7 separate regions of the Mus musculus genome follow, and all the other regions are linked to region 1. Evidence: chromatin loops called from intact Hi-C (ENCODE). Cell type or tissue: left cerebral cortex. All regions are shown on one strand. Region 1 has its middle 16 kb from the start of Gm34552. Region 2 overlaps Kcnh5 (potassium voltage-gated channel, subfamily H (eag-related), member 5). Region 3 has its middle 230 kb from the start of Gm34552. Region 4 has its middle 140 kb from the start of Gm34552. Region 5 holds the start of Kcnh5 (potassium voltage-gated channel, subfamily H (eag-related), member 5). Region 6 has its middle 130 kb from the start of Gm34552. Region 7 has its middle 150 kb from the start of Gm39473.

Region 1 (4,000 bases):
GACCCCATGACGTCAGAAGAGGTTTAAACCAGCATCTTCCCCTTAAGCTTTAAAAATATATAAAAATAAAATATAGAGCATAACAGAATGAGCAAAGGCAGCGAGCATAACAGAATGTGCAAAGGCAGCGAGCATAACAGAACGTGCAAAGGCAGCGAGCAGCTGAGAACTGCCGGGTCGGGAAGTTCAGTAGACATGGGAATGAAAAGTGGGTGTGGCATGCTTCTCCCAGCGCGTCAGGAAGAGGCTTAGCTGTGCCACATAGAAACTGCATCTGACCAAATTGTTGAAACATTAATATTGAGCCTCAAGCTACGCAACTGAGTTTTGACACTTTAATTTATATATATGTTTTTTTCTTTTGGTGTCATTTTGACGACTGATGTCTACGATGCGCACCGGATCAGAAACTCAACATCATTAATGGAGTCATTAAGATTTGTTTATCAGTTGGATCATCTAAAAAATGCATTTGGTGAATCAACATATTGAAAGGAAGGCATGTGTAATGTCCCCCACGTGCAAACAGGAGTGGGCTGACTGTAGTGATCCTTTTCAATTTAGAAATGTTATTTTAATAATTGAGATCTTATATAGAGCGTATCAATGGCAAATTAAGATTTAAAGAGATATTGGAAAGGTCTATGTTTAATTTCTTTAATGGATTTAAATGTGCCCACAGAACACATTGTAGATAACATGTACCTACAACGGTGGTATCTTTTCTCATCAACATTGAACACAATTCCCTCATCCCTGACTTTGTGTGAAGCTGTTCCTTGTTGATGGTCACGGTGTTACCATCCCATTCTCTCCTGCATTTCCCTCACCTGTTTGGATTAGAGCATGTGTTACAAAGCTCACAATATTCTTTATATGACTGTCTATGGTTGTTTGATGTTTTAAGCTCTACGTTTAGTATTTTGCCAACTGTTTTCCTCCGTCTGTTTGCAGTCCAAAGTTGGGGATTCCCAGACATGGCCTCTCTGATTGTATAACATGCTTACAGTAGCTACTGCCTACAGAATTTACTTGATGCAAATGCAGACCAGCTTGCCAGGCCTTTATAACTCTCGGAGTAGGTGTGGGGAAAGGGTATGACTACCAACAGAATACGTCTAAAACAGCCTCTCCCATTCCTGAAGTCATGACTCCATAATCTACTTTTTGTTTTGCTTTCTCAGCTTACCCAACTGTCACCAGGAGTAGAAATGGCCCATTTGTTACTTTGTGGGGTTTGCTCCTGGCTCAGCTCAATGAGGCCTGTGTTTGTGCTTCACAAACTCATAAAAAAATGATCTCCCTGGAGACAAGTAACAGGATCTCATTGTAGATAACAGGCTGAGCTCCCCTGACAACTACAGCCAAAGCCCCTTGACTGCTGATTGTACAGGGTTCCTGAATCCCCATAGGAACTGGAATTTAGCCCTTGACCATCTGATTGCAAGCACCTGGCAGAAGAGGTGAACAGGGATACAGAAGTGGGCAGGCACGCTCTCCAGGGAACACCACTGTGCATCACATGCTGCTGTGTTTTACATGGTTAATTGCTCAAACTTTTGTTGTCTCTTCTGTATTCATAGTGGGTAGAAATAGAGTCAGAAGGTTAGAGGTCATAAGGCAAAGAGAAGGTAGAGGAACGGATATTTCCCACGGTCATCTCCTCTGTGACATTTTAATGGTTTTCCAATCAAACGGAGAAGCTCCCAGATCACGCACCTCTTCCTTGGGACGTTCCTAATCAGCCCACTGTATCAAGAGGCTAAGTTCTTTTTCTGGAAGCTATGAAAATGAATCAGGTGAAGTCTTAGCCCCAGTCTTCCGACTCCCTCTCTTCTCAGCATGATGGCCTCTGGTGAAATAGATTCAGGTTCATGACGCGAGGGCATTTCATTCTAATCATCTATCTCCCCTGTGGATTAGAGCACAGACGACTTAGAGCAAAAGCTCCTTAAATCCGTGCTCGAAGTGATGCTTCTCTGGTTATCTCTGACCCGAAGCGCCTTTGAGCACAGCTGCTGTCCTCTTGTTACTGAGGACACTTGCCAGCAGGGGGCAGTAAACCTTCGCATTTGCTCCTCTCCGGCAAGTGGTGAGTTGTGGGCCGGTCTTGAGGCTCATGGATGGTGCAGTTCCCATTTCATGCCCCTAGATACAGCTTTTCTAAGACAGTCGCCTCCATCGACATCATTCCTGACTAGCAGATACAGGAGATACTTGGTTTTAGGAGAAAGACGTCAATTAATTTTCTTCACCAGTTATTTGAAGGCCCCTATTCTGGTGATGAGGGCCACACTGGGAAGATGCTGTGGTATCTGGAAGTTAATGGGCGAATGTGGTTGGAAACCCTACAAGGAGAGCATTGCCTTCAGATGGGCTCCCTGCTCCACGTGAAAACTGGGCTACAGAGAGACTTAAGGTAGAATACATGGAAATGACCTAGGGAGGTCCCTCTACCCCCACCCACACCATGCTCCTTGCAATTCCTAAATTCCTTTGAGGCCCAGAGAACCCCCTTTTTTTTTTCTTTGTCTCCCAAAGTTGGATGCTTCCACAGTAAGACAATAGAGGAAGTAGCACTTTTGCTCAGTCCTTCAATGTGCTCCACCAAGCCTTTTTCCTTCTCCTGAAGATACCCTGTCTTCAGGTCTGATAGAGCATTTTCTCCAGTGGTGAGGAGGATTAACATTCCACTGTGAATGACTGAGGGCCGTGGAGGTGCGCAGCAATGTGTGCGTATCCACACAATGCATATGGACAGGCCAACAGAGCATGACAGGCACAGAGGTGGAATCTGCTCTTTTGGCAGGGGCTTCTTCACATAGCTGCAGCCCAGCGAAGAACCCGCTTGTTAGGTAAAGCATGGCAGCATTCTAAGTGGTAGCATCTGCCCTGATGTCCTTAGGAGGGTCTACTCTGAGTATGGAAGGGGATGAGCTAGATTCCTAAGGCCACTTGTTCGCTGCATCACTATGGATGCATAACTTCTTGGTGTCCTCATTTCTAAAATGGGCAAAGCCACATTCTTAGCACAGTGCTTTTTCATGTGGCGAGTATGAATAAAATGTACTTGTTAAAGCAGAGTCCATAAGGTGTGTGTGTGTATGTGAAGCTCGTGTGTGCATAGAGCACGCTCATAAACTATGTGCGTGTAGAAGCTAGAGATGGATGTCGGGCATCTATCTTGATCTCCTTCTACCTTATGTTTTTGAAATAGGGCATCTCACTAAACCTGGAACTCATCACGTTGGATGAACTGGCTGGGCAACCAGTCCCTGGGATCTACTTAATGCTCAGATCACAGACATGTTTTAGTAAGGGTCTAGAGATCCAAACTCAAGTCTGCATGCTTTCCCTGCAACCATTTTCCCCACTGGATCGTCTCCCCAGCTCAAGCATCTTAAATTGTGAAGAACGTAGGTTATAGTCCTCAACTGCTTTCATAATGAATGCTAAAGAGAAACTGAGAGCTGAATCTGGGAATCAGATCTTGGGCACCGCCTTGGCTCTGCTGCTAAGTAGGTATGTGTGCTGGGACAGGTTTTGATTCTCCGGGCTTTAGTCCTTTTGATAGTAACCAGCCCACGGTTTCCCAGGACCCGCCTTTACAAAGTGCAATGTGTACTTCTGCCTGAATTGGATAGTTTAGTTAGGGGAGCCTGGGCACTGAGAGGCTAGGCTCAGTGACTTGGTTCTTCTGTTAGTCTTCCTGTGTCCCACAGTCTTCTCTCCCACCCTTGTCTGCTTTTGTGTCCCATGAAGACAAGCAAGAATTTCTACAAACACGAGGCCATCAGCTGCTCAGGGTTCCATGGAAACAAGGAAAGACGTCCACAACTTGGAGGCAACCAGCTATGCCTTAGGAACTGTTGGAGAAGGGTGAAATGATTTTGGAGAAAAAAAAAAAAGTGATCACCTGGGGACTCTCCCAGGCCTGTGAAAAAGAGTTCTGTCCTCGGGAGCTCTGTCAGTTTTTGCTTCACAGTTATTCACTCAAGTG
Region 2 (4,000 bases), 620 kb after region 1:
CAGAGGATCCGTAATACATATTAACTATTCAATATACCTGAGTGGTGGTTCCATATACAACTGTTCCTACAGTAACCACAAAGACACTAGTGAGAAGAAAGCAAGTTCTGATCAGGGTTCAATGTCTTCCATTCTCCATGTGTGCTGCACTTAGGGAAATTGGCTCCTATGAACATAATTAGCAGCTGATTTTTTTTTCTCTGAAGTTCCCAATTCAAACTGAGTATTCCCTGAGGAATGCCTCTGCTGAACTCTTGCAGCATGCATCACTCTCCAGAGGGTGAAATTGTATGGCACAGAAGAAACTCAAGTGAAAGCAAACGTCAACTTTAAAAAGTGCCCAGCAAATTGACTGTAACAGGGTGTAGAGGGAAGACACAGAAAATGAATGACTTTCTCCACAAGAAATTACTGTGACTTTCTTGGGTCATCTAAGTGTCTCCGGCTATTTAGCAGAACCATTTGATTTGATACCTTTGGGGAAAGGTTGTTATGGTAGAAGCCAAAATCTCCAAAATACACCTCCCAGGTGGGAGGAAAAGGGCATGCTATGAACCTGGATGCTATTTTTGCCTAGAGTAGTCAGCTATTAGAAATCCATTCTAACCACAGTAAAACTTTCTGTTTCCTCACTTGTAAAATATATGTTTTAGACACTGTAGTGATCTATAAATAGGCATATACAATATAATAAATATAGTATTTATATTATCCTTCATGGGTGAAAATCTGCTTGAACTTACTACAAACATTTGAAAACCTCCCTCTGAATAAAATACACGCCTGGAAACTTTCAAGTTCATGTGTGTTGAACTACGTTTGCTCAGATGCCTCTCAGGAGAGAACCAAATGGGAGTCTGTTTACAAAGCGAAGGAAATAAGTTCCTAAAATGACAAACCATGTGATGGAATATAGATATTGTTTGGAGGTTAAGAGGTAAAGAGAAAAGAATCCAAAATGAACTATGCCTTAAAATATATTAAAATGTGCACCCCTAAAGAAAGACTCAAACTTGAGATTGTGTGCTTACTTATATTATATGATACACTCACAGAGAGTTGGCTTTTTTGTTGTTGTTCCAGAAATGACATGGGAAAATAAACAGATGTTCCAATGAGGGAAAGTGTATGTACTCCAAAGCAAGTTAACCCTTAAAGGTTCCAAGGAAGAAGAAGAATACACAGATTGCAGCCTTAGGGTTCATACAAACCTCGTGTTTTCATTCATAAGACCTGCTTCCTTTTAAGTAAAGATGGTCTGACAAGGCATAATTCTATCAGGGACCCACTCATTGGTGTTCAGTGGTTGGAATTAAGAAATGGAAGGAACTTTAGAAATGGAAAATATGGTAAATTACTGAATCCACCCCTTCCTCTGGAATTTGAGAAACTTAGTCCTTAAATAACTGCTCTGGAGGCATATTGAAGGGAGAAAGATCTGTCAACCTTTGTCCTGGCAACTAAATGTGAGAAAGTCTTCATTCTGTCTGCAAGCAGACCGACAGAAGGCTCTAAATAGAAACAGCTTAAGGACTCAAAAGACTCCATAATTAGGTCTCTGCTTCATCCAAATGCACATGACAGACTTCTAGAATTGCTGAAGTTGCCTCTGTTGAAATGAGAGCTAACTTGAAGGTAGAAAATCGAGGCACCAGCAGGTCTTTCCCGGCTCACATCTTACAAGACTGATTTCAAGTACAAATGGGATAAACTGGGAGGCATAAGCTTCATTATCCTGAAGGTGACTGTTTTCATAGATCGTGTCCTAGCAGCAGAGCTCAGAGAGAGCGTGCAACCCTGATGACCAATGAGTCAAAGACAGCTGTAAGTATACTCTGCTCAGATTCCTGTGTTGAGGTTACTGAGAGGCAACTGGGAAAAAACTGTTCTCTCTTCCAAGAGCCTCCCATGCCAAATCTCCAGAGGCAAGCACTGCTTCGCAATCCCAGCTGGGTACCGGAGATCCTAATTCACTAATGACGAAGCTGCTTTCACCCTCCCCAAAGCACCAGGCCAGCAGAATTGTGCAGAATCTGCAGGCACAGTCGATTAGAAGGAGCAGCTGGAAGTTAACTCTAATTGTGATTTAACACCAATTAGTAATGGTCATTTTCATCTTTCTATTTCATACTGCTCTTTGCCAGAGTTGGCAAGGGTGTTGTGCGCATTTGTGCTTTTAGAGTCCAGTCATTATTCTCATCCTTGAAGTAAAGACTGTGCTCAGGAGAATGGCAGACTCATATTTCATGCATGTACTTATGGATTCCAAGATACAGAAGGTACTATTCTGGTCTTTTGGCAATAGGAAATAGGAGTTCATTGTTTGGCTGGAAGATCACAATATAGACAGGAAAACAAATTGCCACTATCAGCTTTATGAGACAAATAGACATAGCTACCATTTAATACAATAGTCTAGACTTTTATGGAAGATACATTATCTTTTGTTCCAGTGTTTTAGTGATCTTTTCCCATCAGCTAAAAATCATCGGGTCTGTGGGGTAGAGGACCTGTCACATGTTGTTTAGCTATCATACCATGAGCTTGGGAAGGGGAAAGAAAGGACTGCAGCTGGAAATCCCATTGTTCCATCTTATGCCATTTCCCCAAAGAGGCTGACATGTGTTTCTGTAATCCATACAGTACACAAGCTATGTATGCCAAGCAAGTAGTTCAGGGACGGTAAAGTAGCCAATTCTAGCATGTTAACACTCACAGGACTGCCAAAATACAACCCACAGAAGCAAAAAAAAAAAAAAAAAAGTCACCATGATAAGCATGCATTGCGGGAAGAAAAGCAGCTACTGAATTCCAAGTTTAGACCATCGCTATCACACAGCTAAACCACTGTTTCATCCTTTGGGTAAAACAAAATGCAGGGCTGGTGGGTACTTTGCTTCCCCTATGAACCTGCTAGCTAACTTCCAGTAAGCTAGATTCAAGAACAGGAGCACCCTGTGTGGTAAACATCTGGATTTATGGGCAACAGGGATTCCATAAGGACTGCTCCATCTGTCTCACTGCTTTACAAAGTCTTACCAGATGATTCTCTGGGGACATTTCTCTATCTTTTCATGGGAATCCTTCTGTTGTGGTTAACTTTTTCCTTCATCTCTTCCTCCTCCTCCTCCTCCTGTTCTTTCTCTCTTTTCTTCCTGGTGGAAATAGGGTGTGGTTGTGTAGCATTGACTAGCCCTGACCTCACAATTCTCCTTTCTTTTCTTAAAGTGATTATAGCATTTATTACTAAGTTATAAAATGTATCTTATGAAAGCTATCTAAGAAAAAGAGAAAGCGGAAAGATCTTAAGTGAGGCAATTAACCTCTGAGCCATCTCTCCATAGTTTTCCTTTCTTGGCCTCTTAATTGCTAGAATTACAAGCATGCTCTGCCAGGCACCCAGCATGCAAACTAATCTTGGCTATCATCTTGCTTGGATTAAGGGATGCATGCCTAAGCACTTAGTAGAGTTTGGAATTTAGTAGAGTTCGGTATGTCTGTGAGAGCATTTCCAAAGATGATTGTCATGTGGCTCAAGTTTGAAAAGTCTTCCATGAATGTGCTTAGCCCTGTCTAATAGGCTGGGAACTGGAAGGGAAAAAAATGAAAAAATGAAGGCCTATCCATTGTGTACAAGCTTCATCCCACTAAGCAAGTACATCTGCTGCTGCTGTCCCTGCCTGGAACCTCAAACCCCATCTCCACAGCCTGTGAACCCTTCAATACATCAGCTACACGGCAGGGTGCTTTTAGCCCATCCGTCTCAAATTAGGACTGTGTCATCGGTTTCCCTTGTTCTGGCACTTCCAGGTTTTTGGACTGAGCTGATATCAGGTTTTCTGTTTCTCTAACATGCAGATGGCCAGTCTCCACTCATGGAAGCCTAGTTAATACCTCCACCCTTTACAATTAAGCATCTATTCTGTTAGTTGTGTTCCTCTGAAGAACCTTGGTCAATGGGTCTTCATCAACCACTGCATGACCAGGCACAACTCAGGAG
Region 3 (4,000 bases), 220 kb after region 1:
TTGTACTATTTTTTGTACCAGGTATGTTTTCTCTCTCATGGAGCAGACCTCAAATCTCACCAGAAAGTGATTAGTTGCCCTCTAAACAGTTGTGCCACTATGAAACCAGTGGGTATATCCTGCTTGGCATGTTATTTTATAACAGAGTCCAGAGTTGGGTAAGTCCACTGATGAATTTTCTTCTCCAGCAACTTGTGCATCACCATCTGTCTGGCACCATGAATGCTAGAGAGCAGGAAGGAAGCTTGCAGCACAGTTCTAGCTTGATTCCTTTTATGCCTTTTGTCTCAAATGTTTGGATTTGTCAACAATAGGGTCTTATTGTATAGCTCTGGTGCACAAGCAGGAACAATAGCAATAGCCTATTTTGTTTTAGGATCTTCTGGGGCTCCTGTGTCCAGCAACTGATAGGCACCTGACATTGGAATTTTTGTTTAATAACTAATGTTTTCTGAGAATAGCATTATCCATAAGTGGTGCCTCCATTCCAACTCTTTTATTTTTAAATTATATTTTTAGTTAGTTTATAAAATAGTAGGTTTTTATATGGCTTTCTGACAGCTCTATAATTTTTCTTGTTTCCCCTCACACCCCAGATAACCATTTTCCTCCCATCTTCCTACTCTGTCACTGGTTAACCCTTTCCATGCTATGTATCCCACCACTCTACCTGTATGTCTCCTTTTATTATTTTAGGTCTCAGTCACTTAAGGACTTTTTCTCCCCATCTCATGACTCCATTCTTGGCCTCTAGAGATCTACAGATGTGGGGAATGGTGAATACTTATTCACTGTTGGTGAGAGTATAAACCAGAAGTATCACTATGCAAATCAGTGTGGAAGCAAATATATACCATGTAACCCATCAGTGTTACCCCTAGGCATATTCTCCATAATCTCTGATGGAGAAGCCTTCCCATGCTCATTGATTTTCCAATCACAATAGCTTAGAAATGGAAGCAGTCTAGATGTCCATCAACTGATGCAAGGATATTTTTAAACTGTGGTTCATATACACATAGGATGCTTTTTAGCTACAAATAAAAAATATTATTAAAGTTGTAGGAAAATGGATGGAACTGGAAATATTACAGTGAGTAAGGTAACTCAGACTCAGAAATTCAAACACTACATATCCCCCATTATGTGTAGATTGTCACTTTAAAATGTGCGGTTTCTGTGTTTAAGAAATTCTTAAATTTTTAAATGGAAATATCATTGAGCTCTGACTCATCCAAATTAAAAGATTGATTACAATTTTAAATATAAAAATACATTTAATTTTTAACCTCAAATCTAAACATAGGCAGCATGAAAGGAAACTTCCAAAAATATGCATTTGGAATTCTAACTTCTGATGGAAAACCAGTCTGGATTTGACATAAGCAAAGAAATAATTACAGAAAAATATACTGGTACTACATCTGTGTGGGTTTTTTAGACAGAAGGAGCTTGCTATGTACAATAAAAGAACATGGGAAGAGTTGGAGGGGGAAGAAGAGGGGAGAGAATGATGTAAGCATATTTTAATTTAAGAAATTAAAAATAAATAAAAGGCACCAAAATGGAGACAGATTAAAGACATATGTCTTTGCAGGCAGCCTAGAAGGGTGTGTGGGATTCCTGCATCTCCTAACACAAACAATGGTACTAGATGCAAAGCCTTGGTCTGCTGCCAACTGGAAATCACAAATGGATACAGCATTAATAAAACAGAAGGAGTGGATGAGGCCTTTTAAGGCCCCTGGACAGGTAATGAGAAGATTACTCTATAACTACTTTCTATTAGAGAAAAACAATATGCTCCAAGAGAAACAGCAACCAAAAGTCAGTTGTTACAGAGGTTCGGTGTTTGAGGTAACCGACTTTCAAGAAAGGGCATTGTAAGACTAAGCAGCTTCTAATAAACCAACAATAAATCCATAAATCCATCCTGCTCAGTCTGTATAATATCACTTGTACATAGGCATTTTCAGGGCTGACATTTCCTATTGGATAACCATTTTAAGTGCTGTTCTCTGGCTAAGACTATTTCTTCCACTCTAACCATTCCTTTAGTGCCTGTAGATCATTGTGGAAGATTAATGATGTAATTACATTATAATCCCAAAAACAAACACACAACCAAACAACACACACACACACACACACACACACACACACAGATTGAGAGAGAGAGAGAGAGAGAAACCTGATGTTTGCAGGGAGGAATTTGGGGATGCCCAAAGTCTAAAACTGTTGCAAAATTCAGAATAAAATGAGGAGGGTCAAAGAAGAAGGAAATATGGAGTAGAAAATAGACGGCATCAAAAAGGAAAAAAAAAAGATTTTACAGGAAAGAAAAAAATAACTTACTAATGTGTACGTTGCATAGTTAGGTAGATACAATAGAGTTGTATTCTACCAGTAACAGGGTTGCTGGTAGAAAATTAACTCCTGGTAGTGTAAAGAGTATACCATATGCATACAACGTCTCAAATGTGGAAAGAACAACTAGAAAGCAATAAATAATGTCCCTCCTGTTGGTCTAATCTCACAACACAAAGAGAAACAAGATGATGACTGCCAACATCCTCCAAATGATGAAAAAAAAAAAAACATAAACATACAGTGGGGTGATTTAGAGCAAAAGATTTTAAAATCTGTGCTTCACCTGACTTGGATGCGAAGGCATTTTCAACTATGCGGGCTCACCACATGTTCCAGTTACTTGTTAGTTGATATAAGAGCTCCGACAATCTCAAGCAAAAGATTAAAGTTTACCAAAGCATTAAGAAGCTATGTTACATAAGATAACTCCATAATCAGAATCACTTTGCTACTATCATAGAATGTATAAGGAGACATAATAACAGCCTGGTATCATGCATGCTCATACAATAAAACCCTGAAGATAATATCCAAGACAACTGCAGAAATATTGTGGAGTGATAGTAAAGAGAACGGAAGAAATTGGAGTATGTTAGAAGTCTCATCTCTTCTACAGGTTTACAGGCGATCAGGTAATTTGTATAGTTTATCACAATTATTTCGCTAGTGTAGACATCCATGTGGAGACAGGGAGGTGGGAAGGAGGTATGGGATGTGGACCAGTTGGAAGGTGGACGGGGATGGGGGAATAAATTATGGTGTGTAAATAAAAATAAAGGTTTTTTTTTTTTTAGCTTACATCTTGAAATTTTTGCAGTGTGTTTTCTATGTTTCTTATAACTGTATATTCATTTTTGAAGTTAATAGAGAACAGCTGAACAATAGGGATTTACAATAATCCCAAATGAAGGTGCAAGAAATCACTGTCACCATCAGAGTGAAAATAGAGAGCAGATAGGAAGATGCATTGAAGGCTGCTGTGTCACCACTGTGCTCCTGCAAGGGAACACCCAGTGAATACCTAGGATGCTTCGCCCCTTTCCTAGTCATACATTTTAATGTGTCTTATGGCTGAGGTGAAGGCATGAGATTCTGGTAGTTTCTAAGAAAATACTTAACTATGTTCTGAGAGATTTCTTTTTAAATCAACATGAATAAGCAGTATCTTAAAGTATCTTTCTGCTGAATGCTTTATGAGTCCCAGGGAGTTTCCATGTTTTTGCATCACTGTGGCTCAATGCTGCCAAGCTCTTGACACTTTCTCATACAAAACAGCTTTTATGTGACCCATTGGGCAAATCTCAGACACAGGGCCCTATATTCATGGTCATTTTTTTTCAGAAGTTAGGGCATCCAGGTAAAATTTCTGGTCAGTATTTATTTAACAGTATGACCTTGGCAGGTGAAACAACCAGAATGTTAGAAGAGTGAGATTAAATAACTCTTCTTGCTGTCATATTGAACTCAGCGGTTTTATAACTTGGGACTTCAGTTGGCTTAAGGCCAACATTGTGATACTCAACTGCAGCTATATTCCTCATCTATTAGTTTATCTTCTAGGGCTCAAATTAAGCTGAACAAGGAGGAAGAGCACAGATTTATGCAGCTGGAAGACATATTACAGATAATA
Region 4 (4,000 bases), 120 kb after region 1:
GTGCTTCTAGGTACTGTCTTAGTTGTCTTTATAGTATAAAAGACTTCCAGACATTTTGTAAACACAGTAAAGGTTTTGAGTAGTTAGAAAATAAAACCTCTGAGGCAGCTTCAGCCTCACAGGGAAGGGAGAGGAGTGATCAAAAAGTCAGTAGTGTTCCCTGAGGCCAATCCTGGGCATCAGGGCAAGGGCAGCCTCTTATTACACAAATCACCAATTAAATGTGTGATCGGGCAGACTGCAAGAAGCACTGAACTCCATAGGAAGAGTTGTGTTCCCTTCTTGGTGTGTTTTCTGTTCAGCACTTTTCAGCCTTATGTCCCTCCCCTCCCCCCAAGCCCCCATAATCTGGAAGAGTTAGAGAAGGTGACAATATATTTGAGCTAAGAAGTTGTCAATCATGGATATTCTGTGCCTAAATGGCATGGCAGAGACAGAAGTGAGAGGCACCAGAGTGCTACCTGATCACACGACTGACTGATCGATCATGATAATTAATAGGGAGACTCATCTGTGTATCCTTGGCTTATAGCTCGTTTTGGGGAAAATGCTCCAAGCTATCTCTTGTGCTTTATATTTAGACAGAGGGTCAAGTCCAGATGGTTCTTTTTGTTTCCATCCCTGGAGCTGAAGGAAGCCCTTGCTTGTTTGCAGTATTTAACTTTACACAGTTCTTTCTGCATTTCCCAGTCCACATGCAACAGTTTTGAGTCTCCTATCTCAGAGCAGCAGTGTGCTCATTAAAGCTGCTAGTTGACACTGCCATTCTCTGCTGATCTGCTTGGAGGCTGTTCCAGCCATGTTTGTACAGCTGTAGCCTGTTTTCCAATCAAGAGAGGCTAGGGAGTCTACTAATGAGTGATTCCCAAGAACATGACCAGGTGAGGACCGTGTGGTTGCAATTTCTCCTTTGCACATTTATTTCTTTGTAACACAAGGCCATTAGCCAGGCAAATGTGTCAATTTGGTGCCATCAATGTCACCAGTCCAGTTGCCTTGCTTTCTGGATTTTATTCTCTAGGATTTTGCCAGAGGCAATTACCGGCAGAGCTTTGTCTGGGAGACACTGGAGAGTTCTGGCCAAAAATTTCCAGGCTGAGAGTGCCAGACAGAGTTCCCATTGAATTCACTTCTTTCAAAAAGTAACTACTCACTGTACAGAGCATTCAGAGTACCCTATCACCTAGCCTAGACAGGAACAGGGCAGGGCCCATCTACTGCAGGGGTTTCAGATCCCCTGGGGCCGTGGTCCTCAACTTGTGGGCTACAACATCTTTGGCGAACCTCTACCTCCAAAAATATTTACATAATGATTCACAACAGTAGCAAAATTGCAGTTATGGGGTAGCCACAAAAATAATTTTATGGTTGGGGTAAGAGTCATGGATGAGAACCACTGCTGTAGAGGTGCCTCCAGAGGCAGAGGTGAGTGGAGAGCAGGGCTGGACAGCGCCGGGGTGGGAGAGACCCAGTCACTTGTATTGTGTTGTTGGGGTTTCCACTCAGGGGCAAGAAAGCAAAATACTAGCAGTGCAGTGAAGCTGGGTTTTTAAAGCTGAGTTTCTGTAAGTCTGTGATTGCTTCCCCACTGCTGTTAGCGTTCTTGCCCTATGTCAGCATCAGATTTACAAAACTGGTCCTGGGAAGTATGGGGCGGCTGAAGACCTCCTCCGTACCATTAGAGACGTTGGGTCTCCACAGTTAGCACATGGAGGAACAGGACACCTCGAAAGACGGAAAAGGGAATGGTAGCTAAACTGAGCAGGCCTGGTGCCATCTCCTGCATTTCTGATGAGTTTCTCCTTTTGGAGAGAGAGGTGGGGTGGGGTAGGGTGGAGTGGGGGCAGTGGAGGGAAGGATAGGCCCTGCTTTTCGGCCAGACACTCCTCCATAGGGAGACATGAGGCAAGGTCGTGATATCAGTCACTAGGCGTGCTGAGCTATCACCGTACCTATCCACAATGCTCTTTTGGAGGTTTCCAGGTACTGATCTACCTATCTAGTCTTTCCCCCTGTCATCTGCTCCCCACACTGGCCTGCATTCCCAGCATGCTGAGCTCCTTGTCCTGCTAGGACCACCTCTGTTTCCTAGTAACTGAATGTCTTTCCTGTCTTCTCCTACTCAGTGCTTCCTAGGCATCTTCTGGACTAAGGACCGCTTCCCTGAAAGCATGTCAGTGCTATGCCAAACTGTCCTCTCCTCCGTTAGGTAATACTGAAACTCCGATCGTGCCCATGGAAGGCTCTGGGATTTTCTTCCTAGCTATACTTCGCCATTTCTCCTCGTTTATTAGTAGAACCCACTTAGGTGTGATGGAGTCCCTTCTCTTCCTGGTGTGGGTGACTGACTCATTTCTGAGGAGTGAAATGTGGCCATTTCTGCATATACTTTTAGAGGCAACTACTCAAAATAGGGGATTTGGCTCATGTGCTTTGCTTGTCAGTGTATGTATGTATGTATGTATGTATGTATTCCTTGGTGGCACATAATGAACGGTACCAGCTATGTTACCTTGTGACCAGAAGGTTAAAAGTCATAAAAAGTTCCTGGTACCTGATGAGGTGATAAAACCGTGGGGCCAGCCTCCGATTATCTTCTCCCACAGCACCTTATTGAATAAATGACACAAACAAATCCCTCCCTGTTAGACCCTCCATTCTTCTAGACCTTCCATCCACTAGGGGTTTCTGCTACTTGTGGCCCAATGCATTTCTGACTAATAATGTGCCGATCACTGTGATTTTAAGTGCAACCTCTTCTCTCTCTCTCTCTCTCTCTCTCTCTCTCTCTCTCTCTCTCTCCCCCCCCCCCCTCTCTCTCTCTCTCTCTCTCTCCCCCTCTCTCTCTCTCCATAACTGTGAAGGATGTGAGACTGTGCTTTGAATTCTCAGCACCAACAAAGCTTCCAGAATACTCCAAGCCCCTCTTTTAAATCTGAGAGGTTTGTGATGTTGTCACAGAAGCTAATTTTCTCTCTGTGGATGACAATTGCTTGCAGTTATTAACATTGTATGCCTGTCCATGAGACCCATAGCTCAAGGGGCTGATGCTAATGCGGTTCAGTAGCACACACATTTAAAACTGCAAGACTGGTTTTAATATATAATCTGTGTTATTAACTTCATAGTATAACATGAAACCTGCCACTATGGAATTTAAGAGGGAGAATATTGGCAGAAATTTCAATAAATCCCAGCAAGGTGAGATTGGGCTCAGTTCTAGAAAATTGTCTGCTGCTGAATTGGATGAATTTGGAAGTTTAGGGGCATCTTAGAGTTAATTCATTGTTTAACTTTCTTGTAGGGTATTGATCACAGCTCACTTCACCTGCTCCCTCAAATTATAAAGTAAATGAATGTCTTTCTGTGTCTTATGGCTGGAGTAGAACTTATACATGATATAAAAAAAACTCAGCCATCTTTTCATTTGCCTTTCATTGGTTGATAAAGCCTAAGTTGGCACACTTGTTTCAGGGTTTTTATTCAGTTTTAGAACATACAGCCTCAGGTTGCACACACATGAGTCTTTGACACACTGGACCCTGGTCACAGCATGATCAGGTGAGGCATGTTTGGTGGGATGGTATGAAGAGCTGTTTTACTGTGTAGGTGGTGTCTGCAGGTTCCTGGAACATAGGAGCCACAGGAACATGCAAGAGCTGGCTTTGATGGCCGGGACATGAGCAGGAGGAGCTCAGATGCACATAAGACGGGTGCTGCTGCAGCACACAGGCATGCTTTGTGTAAACTATGCAGTCACCAGGGGATGCTCTCTAAGCTAGTATAGACAGAAAGAGTTGCATGCTGCAATAGGAAGCTCCAACATAAGAAGCTGGCATCTCAGCAAAGGCCAGAGCTCATGTGGGACATTGGCTGCAGTCTCTGAGTAAGTGATAATGAGTTGCAAGTCGATGCCAAGTTCATGTCCCACACCACTTAAGTCCTAAACGAAGGACATATACTTAGCCTGATGTTCTTCCAAAAGAATTTCAGATTGATA
Region 5 (4,000 bases), 840 kb after region 1:
TGGGGCTCTCATGGACAAAAACAAATGTTTATGTCTCTCTCCCTCTCTCTCTCTCTCTCTCTCTCTCTCCCTCCCTCCCTCCCTCCCCCTCTCTCTCTCTCTCTCCTTCCTCTCTCTCCCTCTCTCTCATGTGTGTACCTGTGTCTTTGTGTGTACATGTGTCTCAGTACCTATGTGTGACTGTGTGTCTCTGTCTCTGTGTGTGTGTGTGGTTTTGGTTTTCTCACCATCTCTCTGTCAGTCTGTGTGAATTATGCACTTTTTTTGCCTGCCCCATGTCCATCTCTATGTCTGGGTGGATGTCTGTCCACTTGTTTGTCTGTAGTCTTTCATGTCATCTCTTCCTCTTTCTACACGTGTGTTTATCTGACTCTATACAAGATTTGATCTTTTCAAAAGAAAACGGTCTTGTCTGAGTGAGGAAGCTCATCACTATAAAATGCAGCCTCTGTTTCTGAGTTCTTACATCACCTGGGAAGGCTGCCTCCTTGACTCCCTCAGCTAGAGCTCTGCCAGCAGTGCATTCCCAATGTTCTTAAGTTGGCGAATGATTAAATCTCCAGTGTGACAAACCTGATCCATCTCTGAGAATCCTAGAGGGAATTTTATCTGTTGCTCATAATTAAACAATCTCTTAGGATGAGTTTTTCAATTTCTCTGCCAAATTGGGGAGAAATGACAACTGGAAGGCCCTTCCCCCATAAACGGATAGACCAATCACATACTGCAGTTCTCAATTCAGGTACTTGCTGAGGCCTTCCGGTCCTTACTACATATAGATGTGCATAACTCTCAAGTCTCTATCACATGCCCAACAAAATCCCAAGGTTTTACGTCCGACAACTATTCAAAGTTGGGCATAGACAATGAAAGGTGGGATCCCTAAGTGTCAACGCAGGTAAATCTCACTCATACTTGCCGTTAACCAGGGAAAGAAGCACTAAATTAATGAAAGCATTCTAATCCCAGAGTGTAAATAAGATAAAAATATTCATATGTTGTATGGTAGATATAAAGTGGAGATGAAGGGAGGAGACAGATCTGAGCCACATGACGTAAATCATCATTTCATGTCACATTTTACAGAAACGTATTCTATGACCATCTCATCTCTGGTCCAACCTGAGAAAGTTTGGACTGATACTGCTACAAATGATAAACTTCAATCCTGGACTTCTCATTGTGTCTCTCTTCACCTCAGAGGGTGGCAGGGAGTCTATGGGTCTGGTATTCTAAGGTCTTCCTCAGAAACTGCTCTCAAAAAACAAAAAGCGTGAAGTAGAATAACTCAAGAAGATGGGAAATTTGCAAGAAAATCGCCATAAGTCTGTAAATAACTGATTCTAGTAACCTTTAAATTCCACGCAGCAATTGATAGTCTTAAAAGTAATGTTCCCTGTATTCTAGATTTCTATAAGATATTCATAAGACAATGGGTTAATATAGAAGTTTCATGCCATTATGAACTTCTATCTTAATTTATATTGTTCTAAAACCTGAAAGTGCATATGAACCTCACACTAGCGTAGCTAAAAATAATACAGGGATTAAAATGACTGTGCAGTACTATAAGCTATTTTTTTAAATCCAAATGTATCACTGCAGCTCTATACTTACACAGAATCACACACTGACTAACATGAAAGAAAGATTCACAAAGCTCCAACCCAAACTCCAAGGTGAACATCTAAAGAAAACACTTTAGGTTATTCCAATTCCAAGGATGCCTCTGCAAGCCTAGTTTTCAGAGAGATGCTAATCCAAGAGGTGGTATTGTCTAAGCTACTACTCTGTGTCCAGTTATCTGCTATCATTTGTGTGTGTCCCTCTAGCCCACAGCCAAAGATCTTAGCCACATGGCCCACACTGAGCCTCCTGTGCAAGGCTCCCAAATACACTTGGTTCCCATGAGTGATTGACAGAACAAGGGATCACAGAACCCTCACAGAACCTTCCAACTGTTTTCTGACTCAAATCCATGTGCAGAATTATATTCTCATGGTTCTCCAGAAAGGGGTTCCGAAGAGAAACCCTTAAATGATACTCCATACAGTTTGCTTGTGGAGTTGAAAAATTATGTAAAAGAGTTTTTAAAACAATTAAAAGATGCATAAACCCAGTAGATCAAATTTGTATAATCCGACCACGCATAAATGGATGGTATTTTAAAGGCACGTCAGAGGCAGGGCGCCTTCATGTGCAGGAGCAAGGTAGAGTGGTATTGTTTAAATCTTTTTTCAAGTGCATTGAAAGTACAGAAACTATGGCTTTGTTTTTACCCTTCTTCTGGTCAAGTGCGATAGGCAAGATATAACCTATAAACTAACACGCAATGAAGAAAACAAATAAAACGTGAAACTTTAAACCAAATTTGATCCGAGTAACTGCCTTCCCATTTTCCAAGCACTGACTGTTTAGGATTCAATTCCGACTACTCGCCCTAAGGCAGGGTACTTTCAGTTGTGCACAGTGGGTCCAAAAGCCATCCTAGTGACTTAAATTTGATGAAGTGGCCACTTTCCCAGTCATTCCCAACTTAAAAGGAAAGCTTCCTCCAAAAACTGGCTCTAAGAATTTGGTCAGCGCTTGCAGCTTGTTTGGGGAGCGATGGGACAAGGAGCGATTCATCATCAAAGTGAAATTCAAAGCTATTTTGATGGACCTCCGCTCTACCCACCCCCTTTCCTAGCTCCTACTCTAAGGTCTGGACAGGTGGGAGGGGGTACATCTCTCTTAGGAAACAGATGCAACTTAAGTCCCTCCACCACCTCCTTCCCGGCCCCCACCCACCCTAAGCCACCAGGTACCACTGCCTACACCCCCTCCCCCCTTAGAAGAGGGATGGGATGGGCAGGACGGGGGCGCCGTGGGCGGGATGAAGGTAGGGAATGTTCTGAACTGCAACTCTCCTTACCACTGGAGCGCCTGACGATGTTCTCCAAAAATGTGTTCTGCGGAGCCACCAGCCCTCTCTTGCCCCCCGGCATCCTGGGTCTGGAAAGCAGCGGCCAGGATCCGCGGCGGGGGAGGGGGGGAAGCAGGAAGAAAAGGTGGAAGAAGAGGAGGAAAAGGTAGTGGAGATGGTGCTGAAAGAAAAGGGGGCGCGGCGGCGGCGGCGGGGTCCCCTGAGTGTGTCTCCAGCCCGACCCGGATGAGCAGCTCTGGGAAGGAGGACCAAGCAGTTCATGGTAGTAGCGCTCCCCCGGCCGCCGCTGCCCAGACTGTGGCGGTGCCGCACACGGGGCTGGGGAACTGCAGGCTCCGCCGGGCACAGTGCGCCTGCGCCGCCCCCGCTGTCGCTGTCCCGCCGGTGCTGATGCTGAGGCTGCTGCTGAAGATGCTGCCGGGGAGGCAGGAGCCCGGACGCGGGCTCAGCATTTCTCCCTCTGCCCCGCGCCCGGGCTCTGGGAGAGAGCGAGGAGCAACTCGACTTCCCTCTCCCCACCCCTAGCCCAGGCTAAGACCCCATTCCTTAGCTCTCTGCTCCCTTGGTCTCCTAGCCCACCCTTCTCACTCAGCTGTTTCACAGCTACCCAGGGCAGCCAAAGTTCTGTCCAGGCTTTGCGAGCGCCTAGTGGCTGCTCCTTTCTCCAGGAAGATCCAGACAAGTGCTCGCTGGCTGGTGCGGGCTGTTGTTCGCGAGGCAGGCACCAGAGAGGGAAATGGCAATCTCTGGGGAGAGCAGGTCACATCTCAGCTTCTCCTGCTGCCGCTGTCCGAAACCCCAGCAGCTCCGGAGGACTCGGGTCCTGGGGCTGAGATGCAAGAGGGCTCCTGCTCTAGCCCAGACTGTGCGCCGAGTAGGAAGTGACTGGGTGGCGCTCGGGGACGCGGAGCAGCCACCTGACGCTGCTACCGCCCCCCTCCGGGCTCTGGCGCCTGAAGCCTCCACACGGGAGCTTTCTACACCCTGAGAAACCCCACTATTTGGAGCAGAAGCCAGATGGAATATGAGAGCAGAGCTGGCACCCGGAATGGCCCTGCGCCCCAGGCTGGATTT
Region 6 (4,000 bases), 110 kb after region 1:
AGATGTTGATTTCTTCACTGGCAGCATAATTTCTAAGTCACATAAACTATGAGTTATTGTTGGCATTTTGGGCGCTTATCTGCTTTTGTGTTATATCTGCTTCTTTCAATTTTTCTGGCTAACTTTGCAATTAAAACTAATGAGAGTAATTAATCCACATGGGTCAAGAAAGCCAAAGCACTGTAAGGCAGAGAAATCACACTGAGAATGAAAAACCGTTGTCCTCACCCTGTACACTTGATTCCAACGGGAAAGACAATAGCTTTCAACATTGTATGTTGGTCTTTGTTTATTTCTTGGCTGGCTGGTTGGTTTGTTATTTCTGTATGTCCAATTATCATATATTTTTCATTTTAGATATTGTATACCCTTTCTATTGACTTCTATTTTGACAGGTCTTCTCTTCCTCTGTGAGCACTTAAAGTGAATGTATTCTAACACAGCATCATCAGTTTTATTGCTGTGTATGGACAGTCCACACAACAACATAGTGAAGCATGGTGGGTCTTCCTCTTCTCTTCCACTGTTCCTCTTTTGTCCTGAGCCTCTCATTGTTTTGTGTTTAGTTTTCCATGGATACAATATCATCACATTTTCAACAACTCCCCAGTAGAACTGTGAAGTCTCATGGAGTCATAGTGTTATAAAAGAGCACAGAAATCTGAAACACTGTTGGGTATCGTTTTTATTAGGGATGCAGTCTAGAATTCTGTCCCTCCCTAATTTTTAACATTGTGATTTGCTATTGTGTGCTCAGACACACATGCCATGGTTATTTGCTCTGATCTGTCTTCCTCTACTACCATCTTCCCCAACCCTCCCTGTCCACCTGGTCCTCTTCCTCTTCCCCAAACGTTCTCTCTTTTGCCTTCATGTCTCATGTATTCTACCACCTTCTCTGGTTTAGTTTCTTCCCCTTCAATGTCTTTCTTCTCATAGTTCCATTTCTATTTTAATGTCAAGTATATGTACATAAAATGTGTGCACATACATATGTAAATGTAAATAAACAATCATATTTATGTGTGTTATTTAAATTTAACGTATATTCCACCTATAAGAGAAAGTATGTCATAATTGCCTTTATGAATCTGGCAAATTTTATGTAACAAATTGCTCTAGAGTTCCATTCATTGAATCCTTTGTGCATATGCCTAGGAGTGCACAGCTAGATCACCTGGTGGTTCTGTTTTCAATTCTGGCCTGGAAGTTCTCCTGGACAGCTGCATGGGCCTTCAGTATTTCTCTGTTTCCTGGACCAGTGTCTTTCTTTTGGGTTTGATTAGGTATCTTTTATAACTTCCTAAGAAAGGCCAATAGGAAGAAGGTTTTGGGATGCTGGTCATCTGAAGTGATTCTGTTCTGCCTTCAGAAATGATTCACCTCACTGCACAGTAAAGTCTTGATTACATCCATGTCTGTATGTGAGTCCAGTGTTTCAGTGGGGCGAGGCTACGTTGCTCCGTGCCATGTGGTCCTTTTGTTTTGGGTTTTGGTTTTTGTTTTCTGTTTGTTTGTTTTTCCCCACTCTCTCTAGCCAAGGATTCTGGTGTGTTTCCCCATCATCTCCTGAATCACTCTGCTCTTCTGCAGCACTCGGTCTTTTCTCTCTGTGTGATTATCTTTCCTCTGCTCTGAAATTCAGTGGTGTTTCTGCTAGGTGTGAGTTTTACTTGGCTTCATGTCAGCTCATCATCTTATGCCATCCTTGTGAAACTTTGCCATCTAGAAATCTATACTTTTTAGTTTTGGGTATTTTTCTTGTCCATTTCTGGACATTTTTGTCACATTTGTTTTCTAAAATATTTTTTTCTGTCTTCAAACTATGATAAAGTACTGGTAGTATACTGGGGTTCCAGGTTTTGTTTTGTATTGTTTTGCTTTCATTTTCTTGAGTTTCTTGACTTTTTTCTTTTTCTTTTTCCTTTTAGAGAAAATCCTTAGCACTATTTTTAATATACCCATTAAATTTGAGGAGTTTTTCATTTTTAATCTTTTTATTGAAAGTAGATTTTTCTCTCATAAAACACATCCCAACCACACTTTCTGCTCCCTCCCCTCCTCCTTCCCCTCCTCCCTCCCCTCCTCCCTCCACTCCTCCCTCCATTCCTCTCTCTATTCCTCTCTCCACACCTCCCTCCACACCTCCCTCCACACCTCCCTCCATTCCTCTCTCCACTCCTCCCTCCATGCCTCCATTCACCTTCCCTCTCCCCCAGGTCCACTCCCCATCTGCTTCCCTTCAAAAAAGAAGAGGAGCCCTTCAAGGGACAACAACCAAACAACAAAACAAGATACAATAAGATAAAGCTAAAGCCCTCATATTGAGCCTGGGCAAGGCAATTCACTAGGAGGACAATAGTCCCAGGAGTACACAAAACAATGAGAGAAACACTAGCTCCCACAGTTAGGAGTTCCATAGAAACACCAAACTAATAGCCATAATATATATGCAAAGGACCTGGTGCAGACGGACCCATGCAAACCTGGTATTTGCTGCTTTAGTCTCTGTGAGCTCATGTGCAACTTGCTTAGTTGATTCAGTGGGCTGTGTTCTCCTGGTGTTCTCTGTGCCTTCTGACTCCTTATGATCCTAGCCTTTTGTAAATGTATCTTTTATTTCCCTGTAGTAATTGTCTCAGGGGTTTACCTAAGCCTTGTCCTAGAAGCTGCTAGCCTGCATAAAATCTAATCTAGACCTAAAATGTTCTCAGCCTCTGAGACTTGCTGCTGAATAACTTCACCCTTTCTAGCTCTTTCTGATCTCTGGCTGGTTGGTCAACTCAGCTGTTTTGGCTCAAACTCCTTTCCAAGCTGACTGACTCAATCTCACTTCTCTCTGGGCCTCTGCCTGAATTGCTCTGTTTGGTCTCAAACTAACTCTGGAAATCACTCTAATCTTCTAATTCTTGTCATGCTCTGGCTGATTCTGTCTTCACCCATGTCTAGCTTGTTCTCTCTCTGCAACCTCCCTCTGTAAAGCTCTCTCAGTAAGACTGCCTCCTCTCCCTGTTTCCCTCTGCACTGCCCCTTAAGTAGTTTCCCTTTCTTCTTTCTTCTTGCCAGAGTTGGGCATATCCTATTCTGTCAAATCTTTCTCTGATTGGTCACTTTTTCTGTCACTCAATTAGATATCACTTTCAAACACGGGATCTTCTTTCTGCAAACTAACTTTACCGTCATTGTTTGAGACTAAAGGTATGTACTAAGGACATGTCTGTATTCCAGTAACGGGGGGCGGGGGGGGGGGTTGCGTTAAAAGTGTGTGCTAAGAGCTGAGCCACACCATAACTAGAAACAGGCTTGTTTAGTAAATAACACAACCTCAAGGACCACACTGTGATTAAATATCCCACAACAGCCTATATTTAAAGCTTAAAGGCATTTTGTCTAGGTATGTGTTTTATTTGAGTCTTGTAAAATATTTAAAGACTTTTTTTCTGACTGTTCTCTCTGGTCCATGTAGGTTACAACAATCACATTTTTTATTTTATTCTTTGTTTCTATCTTTCCTCAAATAGTTTTTAATTTTGGTTCTTTTTTTTTTTTAAGATTAAGGCTTTCTAAATTTTAAAAAGATTGTAAATTCTTAGTGTTTACCATGATGAGAGAAACAAGGAGTTGTACTTGATTATCTTTGAGAGGGCAAATTAGTCCAAAGTAGCTAGGAGAAATTAGGCTACAATAAAGTTTAAAATACACATGTTCTATACCACAGTTCTTTCAGATTTCAGTAAAAGTACAACCAGGAAGCTTAAGTGTATGCATGGATACAATATCCATAAAACACTGATATCATCATGCAAATAAATGGAAAAAAACCCAGCAGTATAATTTACAAAAATCTGCTCTTATAAGAGACCATTCTATAACAGTAAAAACAAATTGGAACAATATAGATCAAATTCATAAATATAATGTTGACTAAGGGAGACTTGAAACAAAATTATAATAATGATTGTCTATTGAAATTAGAGCAGCAACATTACATTGTAGTATT
Region 7 (4,000 bases), 350 kb after region 1:
TAATAAAAGACAAGAATAGAACCTGGAATGTTCCAGACAGTTCGTTCTCATCTTGGGATGCTGCACTGCCAGCACGTGTGCCATTATTGTTGAGATCTGTAAGAAAAGGAGCAAGAACTGGGCCAGTCTCAGGGCACTAAGACAACTGTTCTGCACACATTACCTGCCCATCCTTACACTTAGCCTATAGCAACACCTTCCCTTATGATATTTGGCCATTGTCCTGATTCTATAGTTCAGTCTCTGGTTCCACAAGCTATTATGGTGTAACTGATTTCATGGAAATAGTTAATTGAGGAAAGAAAAATGCCTGTAAGTTTCCAGTGTTGTACATGGACCTGCTGCTGACTCAGGGTCTGGTACCTTCTAGCCAGTACATATCATATCAACAGCTAAAGAATGCTTATCTCTCCATACTCAAGTGACTACTAAGATTTAGTTTTGACAGTATGTTTTACTACTTGTTACAAATGTTTTTGGGTCATACCAAGTTACCCTTATGTTGCTCAGAAGTATTTCTCTACCATTCTCATGTCTCTGTCAACGAAGAAATAAGGATGTTAGTTACATTGCAACGTGTGACACAACCACTCAGAATTCAGCAGCTCAGCATATCTATTAGCTATGTCAAGCATGCATGTGAGGAGTCCTTTTGTGTAGACATCTCTTTCTTGGCAAAATTAGCCTAACCAAAACCCCATGTGGTAGTTCATGTTTGTCATTGCCAAACTGAGACTGAGACTGACATCATGAGTTCAAGGACAGCCTGAGCTACATAGGAAAGGTATTTCAAAAAACATACTAGACTTTCTAAAATGTAATTACAAATATGTATAAATATAATGATGATAATGATGATGACAATGATACTTTTTGCTACTATTGATTATATTTCTGAAACATTAAAGACCTAAAGAACATGATTTGTGCTGCCATTGGAGGTCATGCTGATATATGAGATCCATGCTGCTGCCAGCTCCTATGGACAAGGAAACTTCTTTTGGCAGTGGTGCCAATGACTGCAGACTTATAACTGAGAATGAGAAACATTGAAGGGTTCTGCATTCAGACAGGATTAATGACTAATGAAGAGGGTCCTAAAAAATGGATAATAGTGCACAAGTGTAGCTCTTCACAGTTGACGTTTTCTTGTGGTGAGATGAGGAAGGACTTAGTTTTCTTTAAGGGAGTTTGACTCTGCTCCTCATATATAAGCAACATAAATTTGACTTGATGTTTTGTGGGATTGTTTTGCAGGGGCTATGGGGGTGTGGTGAGCAAGAGTGAGAAGGTGATGGGCACAGGAAGGACAGATGAGTGTGATGGAGTGCATTGCACAAAGTTCCCAAATAATAAAATATTGTGTTGGGGGAAAATATTTACTGTTCACACTCTGAAACAAAACAACTTTCTCAAACTAAGCTAATATGAACAGCAATAGATTTCAAACTTTACTTGATTTCTGAGCTTTGGCAATGTATTATTTTCCCATCTATTGCATTTTCTCACAGAATCTAACTGAAACTTTTTGCCACATAAATTTCACTTCCAAAACACTTTCATTGTATCTTCCTAAAACAAGAGCATGGGTTCCATTTTCATCTCAACTAGCACCCACTTACCATTTTTTATGTGCTACCTTCTGTGTTCTAGGGAAACAAAAGAAGAGAAAAACATGGTCCTTTTTCTAAGCTGTTCATAGTCTAGAGAGGGAAACTGGCCAGGAAAACACAACACACAATATGGAGCTACTTGTAATGTCAGATTGTTGGTGAGAGAGCTAGAAGAGAAATCAGGATTTAATGCTTGACCTCCTTCAGATGGGGAATGAGGCTTAGACATCGTAACTGCACAGAGTTGCGGGTTCTAACTCTTAATTTATTCTCAGGACCTAAGAGGATGCTCCGTGCAAAGTGGATATGGTTAGAGGAAAACTGCTGATCACACCTCTTGCTCTGAACAGGTCAATTTATGAGGAGGTATTAATGTACTGGCATCTAGAATAATTTCTTTGTAATGACTTTATAGATTAAAAAAATGAAGTGAGTGTCCTGGTTCTGATGTCTTTATCAATTTCAGAGATGTAGTATTATAAAAACATCAATTACATGCCTGAACAAAACTGCATTCAAACATTCTAGGTGGCCTCCTCTACCCTTAGTTCATTCCCTGGACTCACTGCAAGTGGTGTGGATGGATACAGAGACAGTAACACTGAAGTTACCTAAATTACTTTACCACTCTCCACAATTAATGAGTCCCTTGAATCCCTGGGAGGAATGTTAATTTTAATGGCCTGGTAAAATCTTAGACCAGGTGACTGTGTTCTAATTTCTCCCTATCAAACACCTTCAGGCAATTTAAACCAGAGATAAATACACTGCCCCATTTTACTTCCAAAGTCATTTTTGCCTGACTGTAAAAGATTGGTAAAAAGCAGTGCCACGCAGGTCGGATGAGAGCCATATTTTCTTTATAATATTTAAAAGGGTTAAATTATACTTCATTCATTTTAATCACATAATTTTAAAGGATTTGTGCAATTATGAAACAAATTGGCAGTTGTAACGAATTGGAAACCATGAAGGTGATGCTAACAACATGTGTGTATGTCATTCTTCATTATTTGCACATGTCCTCATGGGTGATATCTTCTATAACTACAGCTTTCATGAATGCTCAGACTTTCATAGAGTTCATGTCCTTGTTTGTCTTGATCAGAAATCTTTACCTAGAACTGTCACGTGACCATCATCTGTTGTCTTCATTCCTGTATTACCCTTTCAGGCTGCAGATTTAAAAACTTCCAAGGCATCCATTTTGTCAACAGATAAGACTTTCCAATGTCATAAGATAAACCTATGAATATTTCCTTCCTTCGTATCCCCCCTCTTCGTCCATTCTGTGATAAACCTGGCTCTGGCATAGAACACATCTCTCTAGAGCCCTCGGATGAGTTCCAGCTGGAGTCTTCTATTCAAAGTTTTAGACCACTTTATTCTCATGCTTGCAATTGCCAAGAATATCCCAGGGCTCAGCAGATGGTCTGAAGCTAAGAGCACAAGTTGTGTTTTAAAGCAAAAGTTTTTAAACTCTCAGTAATAAATTAGATCAACCAGGCATCATTTTAATGAGAGCAAAGTTGGCTTAGCAATCATTGATATTTAAGGAGGATTGCCAATGAGATGGCAAAGGTAATTCAATCATCCAAAGCCAGATTCAGTGTGAAAGAATTGCAGATAACCCTTGAGTAGGGAGAAATGTGAACAAACAGACAAAGCCAATGGTTAGGCCAATTATTGCTGCTCTCAGTCTTGGTCAGAGAAGCTTCTGAATGCTATGGGGAACTGTCAGAGCATCCACTCATTACTGGCCAGAGCACTGAGAACATGTGACTGCTGAGTCCTCCACTCAAGCAGGACATCTTCATCACCCTCTACCCCACCAAAGCTCAAAGAACTTAGTGAGAAGTTAAAAGACATGAAGGCATGCTATGAAATCTCTTCTGGATATCCTATGGCTGTACTCATGAACTCATGGAAGCTATGGTTACCAACATAGTCCCTGCACTTAAGGGACCTGTCAATACCCCATAATGATGGTGGAAGGGCTCATGAGGCACCACCACTCCATGAGGAGATATGACTGTTAATGCTTGCTGGGGAAGGGAGTCATATCCCTCAGTGGCCTAGACACTAGTCATTTGCCCTTGCTCAAATAAATAATGTCCCCCACCATGCTGAGTCAAGCAACCCTAACGGAGTACTGTGAGGAGCAAGCCATAGGAGAAATGAGGGCAAGAAGGGAACCTGTTGATGGGGGAGGGGTGGAGTGCAATGGGGAGGGTGGTGAGACAGGATAATGGAAAGAATGGGATCAATGTGCATTATATACATGTGAGGATCAAACAGTGAAAGGCTAAATAAAATATAAAAGAACAGAAGAAACGAAAAACCAAAAGGAAGAAGAACCGTTAAGATGGGAAAGGGTGAAACAACCA

The links. A loop is a pair of places that touch in the nucleus more often than their neighbours do. Peaks named below come from ENCODE experiments on the same cell type or tissue, not always from the same donor. Only the 100,000 strongest peaks of a DNase experiment are listed, where the experiment ranks them.
Region 2: a loop joins it to region 1, with 3 times the contacts of the local background. A loop is called at or near these places in 2 of 42 quality-filtered maps.
Region 3: a loop joins it to region 1, with 2.9 times the contacts of the local background. A loop is called at or near these places in 4 of 42 quality-filtered maps.
Region 4: it touches region 1 in a loop (2.6-fold over the local background); 4 of 42 quality-filtered maps call a loop at or near these places.
Region 5: a loop joins it to region 1, with 5 times the contacts of the local background. A loop is called at or near these places in 22 of 42 quality-filtered maps.
Region 6: a loop joins it to region 1, with 2.3 times the contacts of the local background. A loop is called at or near these places in 4 of 42 quality-filtered maps.
Region 7: it touches region 1 in a loop (4-fold over the local background); 4 of 42 quality-filtered maps call a loop at or near these places.

Annotation. Positions count from the first base shown.
Region 1 is chr12:74,331,144-74,335,143 of GRCm38, forward strand. No RefSeq gene overlaps it. Among named protein-coding and RNA genes, the nearest start is that of Gm34552, 16 kb to the left of the region's middle. In left cerebral cortex, a CTCF peak has its summit at 2,059 (motif pointing right); DNase peaks (open chromatin) are centred at 2,063 and 3,053; H3K27ac peaks cover 1,323 bases.
Region 2 is chr12:74,949,383-74,953,382 of GRCm38, forward strand. The region is part of intron 10 of Kcnh5 (potassium voltage-gated channel, subfamily H (eag-related), member 5); the gene reads right to left. Among named protein-coding and RNA genes, the nearest start is that of Gm39473, 130 kb to the left of the region's middle. In left cerebral cortex, no CTCF peak of the experiment used is centred here; DNase peaks (open chromatin) are centred at 1,560, 1,934 and 2,806; H3K27ac peaks cover 383 bases.
Region 3 is chr12:74,548,281-74,552,280 of GRCm38, forward strand. No RefSeq gene overlaps it. Among named protein-coding and RNA genes, the nearest start is that of Gm34552, 230 kb to the left of the region's middle. In left cerebral cortex, no CTCF peak of the experiment used is centred here; DNase peaks (open chromatin) are centred at 197 and 1,565.
Region 4 is chr12:74,451,748-74,455,747 of GRCm38, forward strand. No RefSeq gene overlaps it. Among named protein-coding and RNA genes, the nearest start is that of Gm34552, 140 kb to the left of the region's middle. In left cerebral cortex, no CTCF peak of the experiment used is centred here; DNase peaks (open chromatin) are centred at 1,047 and 2,281; H3K27ac peaks cover 526 bases.
Region 5 is chr12:75,173,542-75,177,541 of GRCm38, forward strand. Kcnh5 (potassium voltage-gated channel, subfamily H (eag-related), member 5) reads right to left here and starts at 3,791. Exons shown (of 11, transcript NM_172805.3): 1 at 2,915-3,791. The coding sequence starts at 2,987. In left cerebral cortex, no CTCF peak of the experiment used is centred here; DNase peaks (open chromatin) are centred at 437, 1,942, 2,701, 2,941 and 3 more places; H3K4me3 peaks cover 3,800 bases; H3K27ac peaks cover 1,855 bases.
Region 6 is chr12:74,442,299-74,446,298 of GRCm38, forward strand. No RefSeq gene overlaps it. Among named protein-coding and RNA genes, the nearest start is that of Gm34552, 130 kb to the left of the region's middle. In left cerebral cortex, no CTCF peak of the experiment used is centred here; a DNase peak (open chromatin) is centred at 1,630.
Region 7 is chr12:74,676,368-74,680,367 of GRCm38, forward strand. No RefSeq gene overlaps it. Among named protein-coding and RNA genes, the nearest start is that of Gm39473, 150 kb to the right of the region's middle. In left cerebral cortex, no CTCF peak of the experiment used is centred here; DNase peaks (open chromatin) are centred at 1,703 and 2,986.